3 separate regions of the Homo sapiens genome follow, and regions 1 and 2 are each linked to region 3. A link is a contact called in ENCODE Hi-C or POLR2A ChIA-PET data. All regions are on one chromosome and are shown on one strand. The core of a region is the stretch at or near the end of the contact, and the rest is flanking DNA. Distances in the headings are between cores, read along the strand shown. Region 1 overlaps NEDD4L (NEDD4 like E3 ubiquitin protein ligase). Region 2 overlaps NEDD4L (NEDD4 like E3 ubiquitin protein ligase). Region 3 holds the start of ATP8B1-AS1 (ATP8B1 antisense RNA 1).

What was found. A loop is a pair of places that touch in the nucleus more often than their neighbours do. ChIA-PET counts read pairs that join two places held with the same protein, here RNA polymerase II (POLR2A). Pooled maps may share reads with other maps.
Region 1: a pooled map shows a loop between it and region 3 (2.4-fold over the local background). The contact joins the enhancer-like site here to the promoter of ATP8B1-AS1 in region 3. A Hi-C loop is called at or near these places in 2 of 168 maps with a recorded cell type or tissue (gastrocnemius medialis and heart right ventricle) and 8 of 50 pooled maps.
Region 2: a map of CD8-positive, alpha-beta T cell shows a loop between it and region 3 (11-fold over the local background). The contact joins the enhancer-like site here to the promoter of ATP8B1-AS1 in region 3. A Hi-C loop is called at or near these places in 3 of 168 maps with a recorded cell type or tissue (CD4-positive, alpha-beta T cell, CD8-positive, alpha-beta T cell and naive thymus-derived CD4-positive, alpha-beta T cell) and 12 of 50 pooled maps. POLR2A ChIA-PET finds 5 or more read pairs at or near these places in 2 of 52 experiments (CD8-positive, alpha-beta T cell and naive thymus-derived CD4-positive, alpha-beta T cell).

What each region holds. Positions count from the first base shown.
Region 1 is chr18:58,300,388-58,305,430 of GRCh38, reverse strand. All of the region lies in intron 5 of NEDD4L (NEDD4 like E3 ubiquitin protein ligase), which reads right to left. Among named protein-coding and RNA genes, the nearest start is that of MIR122HG, 140 kb to the left of the region's middle. Within about 2 kb of position 1,875, at least 3 of the 41 ENCODE cell types and tissues checked have a DNase peak (open chromatin) inside an H3K27ac peak, as active enhancers do; they include gastrocnemius medialis, where a contact is called at or near this core.
Region 2 is chr18:58,184,163-58,189,020 of GRCh38, reverse strand. All of the region lies in intron 2 of NEDD4L (NEDD4 like E3 ubiquitin protein ligase), which reads right to left. Among named protein-coding and RNA genes, the nearest start is that of NEDD4L, 140 kb to the right of the region's middle. Within about 2 kb of position 2,245, at least 10 of the 41 ENCODE cell types and tissues checked have a DNase peak (open chromatin) inside an H3K27ac peak, as active enhancers do.
Region 3 is chr18:57,627,102-57,632,141 of GRCh38, reverse strand. ATP8B1-AS1 (ATP8B1 antisense RNA 1) reads right to left here and starts at 1,811. Exons shown (of 3, transcript NR_164148.1): 1 at 1,624-1,811. RefSeq lists enhancers at 1,550-2,039, 1,563-2,063, 2,110-2,159.

The DNA.
Region 1 (5,043 bases), core at 626-3,125, 670 kb before region 3:
CAAATCACTGTACCCAGGCCTCACCTCAGAAAATTAAATTTCTGGTGGAGGGGCTCAGTTGTAGGTGTGATTTAAAAGCCCTCTATCTTATTCTAATTTTTGGCCAGGGCTGACAACCACTGGGTGAAGCTACCCGTTTTCCTTGTTCACAAAAGAGAAACTATAATTACTTATTAAACTAGTGGAGTGACACTGATCAGCAAACTGATACTAAATTGCAATCTCAGAGTATATGATAGGTTCCCCTCCTTCTCCAGCTCTCCTCACTTGTGCCTCTGCTGTTCTCCTAAATGAGAAATCGCTGGGCCCATTTACATATGGAGGTAAAAATAACTGCCTGGGCCCGGAATGCAGATGGGATGCAGAAGATGGTGCATTTCTGGCTGCCCCTGTTTGGAACCCTAGCCCTCTGGCCTGATAGGGCTGGGATATTAATAGGAGTAAGATTCACAGGTGCACAAAGCACAGGGATTTCACTGGTCATAGCCAAGGGATATCTGGCTGCCACTCTAACACTGGGGCTAAAAAGACAAATCCCATTTCAAAATAGAACCAGAGAATGTGATCTTTAGGAGGGACCTCAAAAGTCATTTAGTGCAACATACATCTTAGGCTTGTATCCTCATCCATCCCCTCTTTCAAGTGGTTGCTCACCCTGCTTAGCTTTGAACATCATCAGTGATGGGGAGCTAACTACATAATGGGTTTGTGGAAAGCGGATGGGTTTTGGACATATAGATGGCTAGTTTAAAATCCCATGTCTATCTAGAAGTAGCTGAACAACCAAAGGAAGGTTTCTCAATCACCAAAGGCCAATCTCATCCAAAGTGAGGATAAAAACCACTTTATCTTGCACAGTCATTGATATTACATGGGAAAATTAGATTCAACAAATGTTCTTTCTTTCTTTTTTAATTGAGACAGAGTCTTGTTATGTTGCCCAGGCTGAAGTGCAGTGTCACAAACATAGCTCACTGTAGCCTCAAACTCCTGGGTCCAAGCAATCCTCCCACTTCAGCCTCCTGAGTAGCTAAGACTACAGGCATGTACTACCACATCAGGCTAATTTTTTTTTTTTTTTTTTGTAGAGACAGGGTCTTGTCCAGGTGGTCTCAAAGTCCTGGGCTTAAGTGATCCTCCCACCTCGGCTTCCCAAAGTGCTGAGATTACAGGTATGAGCCACTGCCCCTGGCCAATAAATGTTACTTCTGACTAGGGTATCTCAAAGTCAGCATCATTAACATTTGGAGCTAGATAATTCTTTCCGTGAGGGCTGTCCTATGCTTCGTAAGGTATTTGGAAGCATCTCTGGCTTCTGCTCACTAGATATAGCAGCAACTCTCACCCCTCAGTTTTGTGCAATCCAAAACTGTCAAACGTCCCTGGGAGGCAGGTGTGGGGTCAGGGGGAAGAAGTGCTCCCAGTTGAGGACTACTGTCCAATCCTACTCCCTCCCCTCCACTCTGGAAGGTGTCCATTCCATCTTTGGGCAACTCTATAAGAATGTTCTAGTAATCTGGTGTTCATTTTTCTTTAACTCCTATCTCCTTGAAACATCAAAAGAAAAGTAATGTAAGTTTCTGTAACCAGAAAGTGGCAGGACTAGGATTTCAACCAGAATCTCTTCCATGCTAACACTCAAGAGTGAAACAGTTATTTGTTTCCACTATTTCTTAGTGGCTAATCTCTACCACGGGTCAGGATGGCTTAATTTGAAGAAAGTTACATCCTTATCCTCTAGCTGCTTTTCCTTTTGCCCCCAGAGTACTTAGAAAAAGATCAGCAAGCAAAGCTCCATGTACCAGAGTATTTCCTTATTAACGGGTAAAACAGAGAGTGTGACATAGTTCACTATGTGGCTGCCAGGGAAATCCCCAAGAAGCTGAGACCAAAGGCGGAGCTCCTTGCAAGACTGAGTTGTGTTTAAGATCAAGAGCAAAAGTTACACAGTTTCCAGAATAAGGAGCCAGGCTACATAGGGCTATTAATGGGAACACACAGTGGGGCTAGCATCAAAGCCAGGAAAGCCCAGGAACATGAGAGAGGAAATGTGAGGGTGCTTTAGAGAAAAGCCCAGAGGAGCAAAATGCCCCAAATATTCACTTCAATGTCGTGTCAAAAGCCTTCAACAATCAAACTACCAAAAACAATAAGAATGAGCATCCTAGGCACCAACCTTTGACTCTTTATGTCTCAAAACACAAGATCAACCTGGGAGAGAAAAGTTCCATTCATTACTCATGACTTTTTCCAAGAATCACTGTGTACATGGGCTACAATTCAAGTGCCCATGCTTGCAAGAAGTGGTTGTGCACCTCTGCCATTTGGAAAACCCACCAGGATGAGTCAAGTAAGGCCCCAGGAGCAGGGCTGCCCAGTGCTGACGGCAGGTGTCTACTTCACTTTTGCATTCTGATGCCTCTCTTGCCTCACCCTAGTCTCAGTCCTGAAATCCACTTCTGTTGCACTGCATGCCCTCTACTGACGACTACAAGGTAGAAGAGATGAGGAAAGCACTATCTCCAAGAAGTACATCACCTCGAAGCATGTGTTCAAAGTCACAGGTGGAGATCTGAAGTACGCCGTGGGAGGGGTCCTCCCAGGCCTGGGGCATGGAGCCTTGGGTACTGTTGCTTGCTGGGAAAGAGCTAGCTAAATGGGCACCAATCCTTCCCTGGACAAGGGTCCTCATCTGGAAAATGGGGCTAAGACCATCTGCGTGTTCTATTTCATAAACTGGTACATATCTCAGATGTCAGGGTATATGAAAGGCTGCTGCAAGTTACTATTGAATGTTATTAAGCTACTGTCAATATTTTAAATTGACTGTTGAGAAATAGGAGTAGTAGTGGGTCCCTGCCAAGGCTGGCCAACTGGAAAGCATACAGTTATTTTCAGAAAGCCAGTGGTTCAATTCATCTGGTCTCCAATGAAGGAACTGTTGTGTTGCAGAGTTCAGTGTGTGCAATTTGAGAAACCCTGTTCTATTCTGTGAGGACAAAGTATATGAACGAGCTTTAAAAAAAGTGGGATGGAATGTTAGAAAGTATCCCTTAAAAAATAATTTCATAAAGCAATGAAAGGTAGCATAAGGAGCAAGATGCAAGACTAAATAAGGCTAAAAAACGTGCTCTAACCTCAAAACGGGGACACTCTCTTGGGATTTTAGAAATGACTTCTTTTTTTCCCCTTTAAAACATTATCTAGTGGGAAGCTATTCACCAATGTGTATACATGATACACTGAAGAGGCCATTTACGTATATGCTGGTTGTATGAAACATGAAGCCTATAATCCCAAAGAAAATTGTGTCATCAACAGTAATCCTCAGGCTAGACGACAAAAGATTCCGAAATCTACAAAGTAACTGGGATACCAAGCAGCACTAACCCAGGAGCTTCAGTTACATTCTCTCACTATGCTGAAGTTCTTAGTGAATCCCCCTATCACCGGGGCAGGGGCAACAAGGGGATGTGATGCGTTCCATCACACTTCCAAGTGCACACTGGTGGGCACCTCCATAGGGCGCCTGTAGGGAATCAAAGGGCATGGCACCAGTGGTAACTCACCTCTGATGACAGAGCTGGGCTTGGGGCCTGGGCACAGTTTCTTGGTCATCCTAAACATTAATGGGTATTCTGCATTCAACTCCATGATATTTCAATGGCTAGAACTAAGGCTGCAGAAATACGCACCATGTTTCTACCGTACGATTCACAGACAACAGCTTGAAAAAACACAGGCTGCTCCAACAATCACAGGGACCCTGGCAGAACTGTTCAGCTGCACTCCCTCTGACCCTGAGTAAGCTCCCTAGCCTCTCTGAGCGTCTCTCAAGTGGAGATAATAGTTTATAATCCAATGCATTATTAGAGGAATCATGAAGATATGCACAAAACTAGCATAAGGTCTGAAAGACAGCAGATGTCTGAGAGGTAAATTAGACTGTTATTCTACAGGGTACCTCCCTGGAAAGAAAACCAGAGAGAGTGACACATTGCAGGGGGCACTTAGGAGCTGGCCTACATAGTCACAGCTATAAACTATATAGATGATTCCCACATAACTTTCAACCTTCCCATTGATCAAAGCGCCCAATTTCATTAAAATTCAACTTCTAATGACTATATTCATGGGCTGAATTTTACTAGAACACGAGGAGGAGAAGGGGTCAGTGAATAGCAATGGCCCAGGAGTTCAGATACTCTGGGCTAAACTGATATATTCAGACACGTAAATGAGCTCTATAAGTTGTCATTCTTTTATTGATTTAATCATTTGAGCTCTTCCATAGTTTAAAGGAAAGAGTACTGAGAGAGTTAAAGGAACCTGGTGACTAACACACTATGGAACCCAAGGGAAATCACCTAAACTTTCTGTGCTGTATTTCTGTGCTGTATAAAACGTGGGGCTAAGACTCGGCGATTCAAAGATTCTTTATACATGTACAATTCTCAGAGCTTATGAGATACACCCTGCTGTAATAATACCAGTTTCCTTTGCCCTTAGTGTCTATTTTGGACAAAGTTTAACTGAAAAAAATTCTCTAATAATCTGTAAATCAAGCAATATGCACATACTTCCAATTTAGAATCTGAGGAGCAAATCTAGTAAAGCAGACAGAGCTGCACACAGGGGCAAACCTTGTCCACTGGGCCACAGACTCATTCATCCTGGAACCCCTTGCACCTAACAGAGCCCAGCATATACTGGAATTCGGTAATACTGCACTGAACTGAGCTGGGACTCTCTGACTGCCATGTGCAAAAAACTCCAGGCATGGCCTATACAGAGTTTCTCTGCTCTCATTCCTGAGTAATTCTGAGAACTGAGCACTGAGAAAGACAGCAAAAAGAGCATGGCTCCGTATTCTGTCTTTCGCTCTATTCCTGGCCCTGAACCTTTTTGGATGGTGACTTGGTGTAGTTATTTAACTTCTGTGAGCCCAGCTACTACTGCATTTGCAAAGTGGGGATAACACTGAGAGGTGTTTGGGAGGATGAGCCTGGGAGAAGACTTGTGCACTAGATGGAAGGTACTATT
Region 2 (4,858 bases), core at 996-3,495, 560 kb before region 3:
GAGGGCCCCCGAGACAGGTGAAGAAAAGGTCTTGGTTCAAAATCCTGCTCATGACAAAGTGGCCCGGGAGAGAAGATCTCTGATTCAGGACAGCAGCACTCAACAGGAGCTAAGAATCCACTCCTGGCTTCTACCTTGCCACACAGACTAACTGGAAGACTATTAGGCCATGCAATCATTTTCTCTAGAAAGACAATGAATTAACCCACTTTCAAGACTAACAACTACAGATTACTTGTGAAGAGACAGTCTTCTCCATAATGCAGGCATTAATATGCATCTGCTTAGCTTCCATTATTCAAAAACAATGTTGGAGGCAGGTAGGTTAGTGCAAAGCCCTGGCCACCAATGTGCTGTTATATGGAAAGTCAAGGGCAGAAGCTGTGGGACCAGAGCAACACAGGGCTTGAGAGTGTACTGGGGCCAGATTCAAATTGGACGTGCCCCACGGCACACTGGAATACAGGCCAGGACAGAATTAGGAGCCCCAAGGCTAGTCCTGCCTCCCCATGTCACTTCAGGTCCTTGAGGGAACAAGCAGCCTCCCAGACTCTGTTTCCCAGTCTGCAGAGGTGGACCCACTCGGTGGTTCCTGACCCTGGCCACCCACATCTCACTCCAGGCCAAGGAAGTCACTTGCTTTGGACTGAGTCTTGGCAACAATATGTTTTTGGAGCTCCCAGGTGACGCTAATGCTGGGACAGGCTTGAGCACCACTGGTGCTAGGGTCCCTTTGAGCCCTATGTTCTGTATGCACATTTTCACTCATCTCCGTTTTCTCCCAGTAGGCCAGTGAAGAGGTGTCTGATGAAAGGAGAAATGAGGTGCTGGAGGACCGTCCTGTGGGGTGGCCTGGGCATCAGGCACAGGTCCTGGTCTCAGCTGGACTATCGCTGAACAGAGGCGTTGGCCGCACATCCCCTTGGAAGGACTCTTTGCTTCCACATTCGGAACACTGTCCTGCTTTTGTTCAAACTCCTTTCTTTTAGCCCTCAAAATACATCTCACATCCCTACCATGAAGTTTTCCCTGGATCAAATGGAGGCAAAGTAGCGAAAAATGCAAACAAGAGATAACAGAGACTCAAGCACATTCCCAGCTCTTTAGAAAGTTAGAACTGAAGCTTCCTGAGCTAGCAGCACATTCATATTCTCTCTCCCTTGAACTCAGACCAAAGAGAAATGAAATGCACATGGGGGTGGGGGGCGGTGGTGAGGATTTTCTGATGTTTAATGTGATTTCCATATTTGCTTTCAGAATACAAGTTCCGTCTGCTTCTTTTTTTATGAGAAAAGGAAATCGTGCATTTAATCGTCTTTGAATATTACTAATTTTATATTTCAAGTATCTGGTAATTTGATTTTCATAATTAATCTTAACACGTATTCAGAACACAAAAAAACTCAATACCATGTGAAGAGAAGGGAAACAAAAAAAGTCCTATTTTCATCTACTACAGAAAATATTAAGTCAAAGGTTTATATGTAGTGAAGCATACTGGATTTAAATCCTAATCATGTATTTTTTAGATTTAAATTTTTTCTTTATTGCTCTTCTGATTTATAAGAACCTAAGAAAAGGGTTTCCCTTCTTACTCCTTCTTCCCCGGTCCCTGCCCTCTGCTGATTTTCCTTCCAAAGGCTGCCCTTCTTACCCATCCCCTGCCCTCCAGTACCCCACCTGCCTGGTTCAGTGATTCAGTGAGCAATAAGTGCAGAAAGCCAATGCCCAGAAGATTAACACAAACTTGTCAGGTTGTCACAAAGTTTTTCTGGGTTCTCCAGGCCCCTCTAGAGCCAGCTCATTTGAAGCAGACAACTGCTGGCCAACAAAGACTGGAAGCCACGGAGACAAAGGAAACCCATTTTTCTGAAGACCCTCCGTGGGGTCTTGAAAAGCCTGTGCACTAGGCTTCATGCTCGGCCCTTCCTACTGAGTGGCCTTCTCCACTGCCTGCTGCTTAAAGGCTTTCCAAGCACCTATTAATTTCAAAGATCACTTTCCTGCGTGAAGACATGCCTGAGAGCATGAACAAGAGTTCTCAGACTGAAAGCAGAAAACCAAGATTCTTAATTAAATGATCAAGTGAGAACCCGATCATTTACTGGTGGTGTAGACCAGTGGCTCCCAGCTCTGGCTTTCATTCCAATCACCTGAGGAGCTGGAAATGCCAGGGCTGCAGACCAGCTGAATCAGAAGGCCTGGAGGCAGGGCCTCAGCATACCAGGTGACTGGCGTGCAGTGAGCATGAGAAGAGAGTCTATGCAAGCATACCGGAATGCAGCTCCAACTCCGGCACTTAAGTCTGCTGTGACTTCAGCAAGATGCCTAACCTTTCTCATCCTCCATTTTTCTCATCTGGAAAATGCCAATAATAATCCTTACCTCCTAAGAGTGATTGATGACTATGATTTAATTATGCCATATAAAGCTACAGTGTCTCAAAATACAGTAGGTCTCAGCCTCTGCTGCCTCATGTATAAAATGCCAATCAGAATAGAGAGAATGATCTGCTGGGAGTGTGAAAAGGAAATGAAGACAGAAGGGAGTGTGACTCACACATTATAAAAAAAATATGAATTCACGATGGGCTAGAGGCCAATTTACAGAACATCCCATTCTCCTGCTCACATCAGGGGTAACTCAACACAGCCCAATAAAATACAGGCCGTAAGCTCTGCAGGAGCCACCATCTCTCTCTGCAAATGCCAGCCTAGGGCTGACATCCAATGGAGAAAATCAGGCTGAGAATAAAACCTGCAGAGGGCAGAGGGAGTGGGGGAGAGAAGGAGAAGGGATGCTGATATCTCAACACAGGTTCAAACTGTTGTTTAATGGACGCTTTTCTGTTGTTTCTAATCTGCGACTCCGTCAACTAGGGAATGTATGTTCTTGTGCATCCTTCTCTGTTCCCGTGTGCATACGTATCCTTCTCTGTGTGCGTGTGCATATGTATCCTTCTCTGTGCGCGTGTGCATACGTATCCTTCTCTGTATGCGTGTGCATATGTATCTGTTGCATCCTTCTCTGTACGTGTGCATATGTATCTGCTGCATGAACTGGCAGAACTGGGAGTGCTGGGTCTAAGAGTACAGGCATTCATCATTTTATTTTACTTTTTAATTTTAATTTTAATTTTTTTTTTTTGAGACAGAGTTTTGCTCTTTTTGCCCAGCCTGGAGTGCAATGGCGCGATCTTGGCTCACTGCAACCTCTGCCTCCTGGGTTCAAGCGGTTCTCCTGCCTCAGCCTCCCGAGTAGCTGGGATTACAGGCATGCACCACCACACCCGGCTAATTTTGTATTTTTAGTAGAGATGGGGTTTCACTATGTTGGCCAGGCTGGTCTCGAACTCCTGACCTCAGGTGATCCACCCGCCTAGGCCTCCCAAAGTGTTGGGATTACAGGCGTGAGCCACAGCACCCAACCAGGCATTTGTCATTTTTATACATATTTCCAAATAGCTAGAGGTTGTACCCACTTAATTGCCCTCCAATGATAGTTTAAGGGTAGCTGTGATAGAAACTGGTAGTATGTTCCTGCTTGTCTGTTTTTACACTTTATATAATATACATATATTTTAGGACATATTCATCAGTGTGGTCATTCATAGCTTCTCCAGTTTGGGGTTGATGAAATGAAACTGCTTTAAGCCTCTTTTTTAAAGACGTGTGGACACCGGGAGTTTTAAAGTGTTTCATACGGAACAGGTACCATTCCCTTTGAAATCTGTTTCTACTAATGGTGCTAATTCCAAGCTCCCTACCAAAAGCTTACAGGGAAGTGAGCTACAGTCTGGGGTAATCCAGCTCCCACGGTCCGATCACAATTAAGACCTCCCTGTCATTCCTGTGGCACTAAATGCTAACCAGGAACCTGTGCCCACTGTTCAGCTGCACATTTGCACCATACTGCTGCTACAAGTACAGTGCCTTGAGAGCAAGGACCATGACTAACGCCGTGCACGCCTGGTGCTGATGAAACTGTAAACAAATGGCCTAATTCACCCTCCCTCGCAGGGTTAGGTCCTGTTTGGGAAAAAGGGTGAGCAGCACTTAGGAGAACACTTTCTTTTCTTTTCTTTTTTTTTTTTGAGATGGAGTCTCGCTCTGTCGCCCAGGCTGGAGTGCAGTGGTGCCATCTCGGCTCCCTGCAAGCTCCACCTCCTGCGTTCACGCCATTCTCCTGCTTCAGCCTCCCAAGTAGCTGGGACTACAGGCGCCCGCCGCCATGCCCAGCTAATTTTTTGTATTTTTAGTAGAGACGGGGTTTCACCGTGTTAGCCAGGATGGTCTCGATCTCCTGACCACGTGATCCGCCTACCTCAGCCTCCCAAAGTGCTGGGATTACAAGCGTGAGCCACCACGCCCAGACAGGAGAACACTTTCTTAAACCCAAAAACCAAGACTTCATGAACAAACATTTCTGGACTACACTGTGTTAATCCTTTACAGAAACTTTATGAACTGATCGGTTTCTCTGGAAAACTTCTCCAAGCCACCACTCCAGGGATGGCTTAGGAGGTAGGATAATAATCCCTACCTCCTAAGATGACGGATGCTAGTGCCCGGCATGATTGACTCCAGGTGCCCAGCAAGGCCTCTCGGTAATCTCAGCAGCACCTCCAGTGAGGCTCATCAAAACCATCTCTGCTCCATTTCAAAACCACACCAAGCAGGCTGCTGGTGGAAACCAAGAGCAGGAGAGGAGGGTAGAGAATCCCATGACTTCAGAACGTTTCTCCTACAAGACGTGACCCCACAACATGGCAATTCCTAAAAGAATGGTGACACTAAAGCCAGACACCCCTACCAGGACACCCTCATTCCCTCCTACCAACAGATTACATCCTTAAGGC
Region 3 (5,040 bases), core at 562-3,061:
CCCTGCCAAATCCCCCTCTGCGAGAAACACCCAAGAATGATCAATCAATAAATAAATAAATAAATAAATAATAAAAAAAAAAATAAGAAGCAGTGGTAAGCCAGAGCATACACAGCCTGGAAAGCCTGTAAGGATGTTGAGGTGAACCCTGAGAGCAAAAGGAAGTCCATGGAAAGTTGCTAGATAGAGAATGAAATGACTGTGTTTATATTTGTAAGTGTTCGCCCTGGCTGGAGTGTGAAGATTAGATTGGAGAGGTGTGGGGAATCCAGAAGATGGGTGGAGAGGTTAGCCAGAGGGAGGATGTGACTTGCATTGCACTAGAGGGAAAGGATGGATGCCAAAGCACGAGAGTTTGCAGGTTTCAAGGGAGGGCTGTCAGACAGCATCCATTTAATAGCTTGAAGCAAGAGACTGGTCATTTGCTGAGATTTGGGGCTGTGGGAAGGACCTACGGTTTGAGACATTCTGAAATGCTGACCAGAAAGCCCACTGTTGGGGGAAGACAGGTTTAGTGGGAAGGGCAAATTGAGAGACGAGGTCCACCAAGCAGCTCTCAGCAGTTTGAAGGCTTCAAGTTGTTATTCATGCATATCATGGAACAAAAGAATAACAATGATTAACCATTAATGCCATTTATATCCTAATTCAGAAAGCTTACTGGATGTCAAGTACATGTTAGGCATATTTTGGTATAGCTGATCTCATATTATCCTCACAATAACCTTCCCAGTGAAGGGTTATTATCACTTTATAATTGAAACATCTGTGGCTCAGAAAGGTTAAGAAACTTGACCAGGCTCACCAAGCCAGAAAATGAGTTCTGTGATCTATGGAACGTATCTGGCTTCATTCAGAGCTCTAACGGTACAGGAGTTACCATTGTTCACCCTCCTTAAAGAATGAGCATCCAGCGGGACTTTAAAATAACTGTAATTTTTTTTAGTGAGAGACAAGGTGCTTACAAGCAAGCAGCTTGCAATCATGAAGCCTGGGAATCACTGAAGCAAATCTAAGTGCTTAAACTTAACTACAGGAAAAGGAAAGTTAAGTTTTCGGTTCCTCAAATTAATATTTTCATTGTAATGATAATTTCCACTTTTAGTTTGCCGTTTACAAGCCAATTTTATTTTTTATTGCATCTATCTATCATCTATCTATAATTTATTTATTAATTAGAGACAGGGTCTCTCTCCGTAGCCTCAGGCTGGAGTGCAGTGGCGTGATCACAGCTCAGTGCAGCCTCGACCTCCATGGCTCAAGCGACCTCCCACCTCAGCCTCCTAAGTAGCTGGGACCACAATCCCATGCCAATAAGCCCGGCTAATTCTTGTATTTTTTATAGAGGGGCGGGGGCGGGGGTGGCTCACCACGTTGCCCAGGCTGGTCTCGAACTCCTGGCCTCAAGCGACCCTCCACCTCCGCTTCGGCCTCCCAAAGTGCTGAGATTACAGGCGTGAGTCACCGCCCTCGATCTCATTTAAAATATAACTGAGATTTTCCAACTGCTTCACTGATTTGTTAACTAAGTGAACTCTGCTTGGACCCCTCCCCGATTCCCGGTACTGGGACAGGGAAACGAGCCCTAGAGGCGCCCGCAGTGATGTTTGCCTGTTCTCTTACCGAAGCCTGTTATGAGGAGCAAAAAGCAGAATGTCCAAGAAGGCTCTTTGAAGATGTCTGTGAGTTTGCCTGGGGACAGCTCCTGGAAGGCGGTGTCCCCGCGACTAGGGCGAGCCCCGGATTCCCCATCATCCCGGACTCCCCAACACCCGGAGGCGCGGCGCCACGAACAGGACCAAGTAGGAAATGCAAGACCACGCGCCAGAAACGCGGAAGTGGCCCGGAGACAACATGGCGGCGCCGGCGTCAAGTGCCCTAACCCCGGACCGGCGGCCTGGTACGGTGGCCTGTGGGGGACGCCACATTAAAAGAACAGAGACGCTCATCCTGCGCCTGGTAGGGCGAAGTGGGGTCCGGTAAAGCGACCTTCAGCGCAAAGCTGAGGGGGCGCAGGGACCTAACAGCAAGGACCGCAGGGGGAGGCCACCCCTTGCTGGCCAGAATCAGAATGAAGAGACAGACGATAATGCCGTTCATTCTGGCCGTCCCGAGTAGCTGGGACTACAGGCGTGCGCCCACCACGCCAGGCTAATTTTTTAAAAATTTTATGGAGACGGGGGTCCCACTATGTTGCCCGGGCTGGTCTTGAACTCCTGGCCTCATGTGATCCTCCCACCATGGCCTCCCAAAATGTTGAGATTACAGGCCTGAGCCACCGCACCTGGTCATTCAACTATTATTTTAAGCCACACACTTCTGCATAATAGAGCATGTATTATTAGTCTACTATTGCCACACTAAAGAGGTGTAACAAAATGCCTCCCAAACTCAGAGGCGTAACCCAACAATCGTTTATTCTCACTTATGCATCTGCAGGTCACTGATGTGGGCTGAGTTCAGCTGGACGTGTCTCCAAGCTGAAGATTGGGTCCCTGTCTTCTCCATGTCTCAGCTTCCCTGGACCAGTGGGTCAGTCAGGGCGTGTTCTTCTCATGGTGGTTGTTCACAGAAAAAGCGGTCTTGATCCAGACCCCAAGAGAGGCCTCCTGAATTACACGCAGGAAGGAATTCAAGACAAGTTGCAGGGTACGGTGAGAGTTTATTGAAAGCGCCTCCATTACAGAGTAGGGCGTCCTTAGGAAGCAAGCAAAGGAATGCCCCGTCTTTGTTTTAGCTTTTTCTTTTTTTTTTTTTTTTGAGATGGACTCTTGCTCTATTGCCCAGGCTGGAGTGCAATGGCACAATCTCGGTTCACTGCAACCTCTGCCTCCTGGGTTCAAGCAATTCTCCTGCCTCAGCCTCCTGAGTAGCTGGGATTACAGGCGCCCGCCACCACGCCTGGTGAATTTTTGTAGTTTTAGTAGAGACAGGGCTTCGCATGTTGGCCAGGCTGGTCTCAAACTCCTGACCTCAGGATGATCCACCCGCCTCGCCTCCCAAAGTGCTGGGCCACTGCGCCTGGCCATTTTAAATTTTTCATATATAGGCCGGGCGCGGTGGCTCACGCCTAATCCCAGCACTTTGGGAAGCCGAGGTGGGCAGATCACAAGGTCAGGAGATCGAGACCATCCTAGCTAACACGGTGAAACCCCCATCTTTACTAAAAATACAAAAAATTAGCCGGCTGTGGTGGTGGGCGCCTGTAGTCCCAGCTACTTGGGAGGCTGAGGCAGGAGAATGGGTGAACCCGGGAGGTGGAGCTTGCAGTGAGCCGAGATTGCGCCACTGCACTCCAGCCTGGGAGACAGAGCGAGACTCTGTCTGAAAAAAAAAAAAATTTGATATATAGGGGTTTTGTCTATGTAAAGGCTAAACTAAGCTGTGTCTTTGTGCATGTGGTCTGACAGCATGACAAAATTTATTATTTTATTGATTTAAAGAAAACTCTCCTTGACATTTTAGTGTATAAGTACATTAAAGCATAACTATAATTATCTTGAAAGCATATATTACGGGTATTGGGACATCTGGTCTTTCTGTTGTTACAGGATTGTGTCCTTGCAGGTATCTTTAGGCTGTTTTCTCAACTGTAAACATCTTATGACCATGGGTTGTGACTGGCAAGGAGTCTCAAGATGGAGCTCAACTTAAAATGGTGTCACTCTGGCCCTCCTAGGCCTCGGCTTCTCTAACAATGGCAGAAGCAAGAACACAAGTCCAACTGCACAAACACATTGTAAACCTTTGCTTGCATCACACCTGCCAATATCCTATGGCCAAAGTAAATGCACATGGCTAAGCCCAGCAGAAATGAAGCAGGGAAGTATATTCCTTCTGTATGGGAGAAGGGAGTGTGAAAGGAAAATATCTTGGACCCCCAAAATATTTTCCTTTTTACGAAGGAAAACTCAAGCTGGAAACTGCTTAAGACAAACCTGCCTCTCATTCTATTCAAAGTTATCCCTCTGCTCACTGAGAGAGATGCACATCTTATTTGCCTCCTTTGGAAAGCCTAATCAGAAACTCAAAAGAATGCAACCATTTGTGTCTCACTTATCTGTGACCTGGAAACCCCCTCCCTGCTTCAAGTCTTCCTGCCTTTGCTTCAAATTGTCCTGCCTTCCCAGACCTAACCAATGTAATTCTTCTACTGATTGATGTCTCGTGTCTCCCTAAAATGTATACAAGCAAGCTGTGCCCGACTACCTTGGGCACATGTCGTCAGGACTTCCTGAGGCGGTGTCATGGATGCATCCTCAATCTTGGCAAAATAAACTTTCTAAATTAACTGAGACCTGTCTCTGATTTTCTGGGTTCACAGAAGCATGTCTGATTATTTTAAATAATAATCTAACACAAAGAACATGGTTAGACCACTGAATTCCATAGGTATGAGCTCACTGTCACACTTCCTTTACTGAAAATGTGTCCTGGGGTGAGAGATGCTGAATACCATAAAGACACATGCAGCGTTCTGTAAGTCCATAGATGTGGGTGCTGCAGGCAGAGAAGGCGCATCCCTGTGTGGACTGAGTCTATACCTGGGAGGCATATTACTGCCTCCTCCAGGAGTCTGATCTAATTTACTTGCCGTCAAGTGGCCAGCTGGTCTCCCTAAAGAATCGTGTCCTGGCCAGGTGCGGTGGCTCACGTCTATAATCCCAGCACTTTGGGAGGCCGAGGTGGGGGGATCACAAGGTCAGGAATTAGAGACCAGCCTGGCCAATATGGTGAAATCCTGTCTCTACTAAAAGTACAAATATTAGCTGGGTGTGGTGGTGGGCGCCTATAGTCCCAGCTACTCAGGAGGCTGAGGCAGGAGAATTGCTTGAACACAGGAGGCAGAGGTTGCAGTGAGCCAAGATCACGCCACTGCACTCCACCCTGGGCAACAGAGCAAGACTCCGTCTCAAAAAAAAAAAAAAAAAAAAAAGAGAAGAATAGAGAAAAAAGGAAAAAAAAGAATCGTGTCCTGTCAGTTTCTCAAAGTTGGCTTCTGCTGTTGGCAGGTTGGGTACTTAACAGTGACAGTGGCCA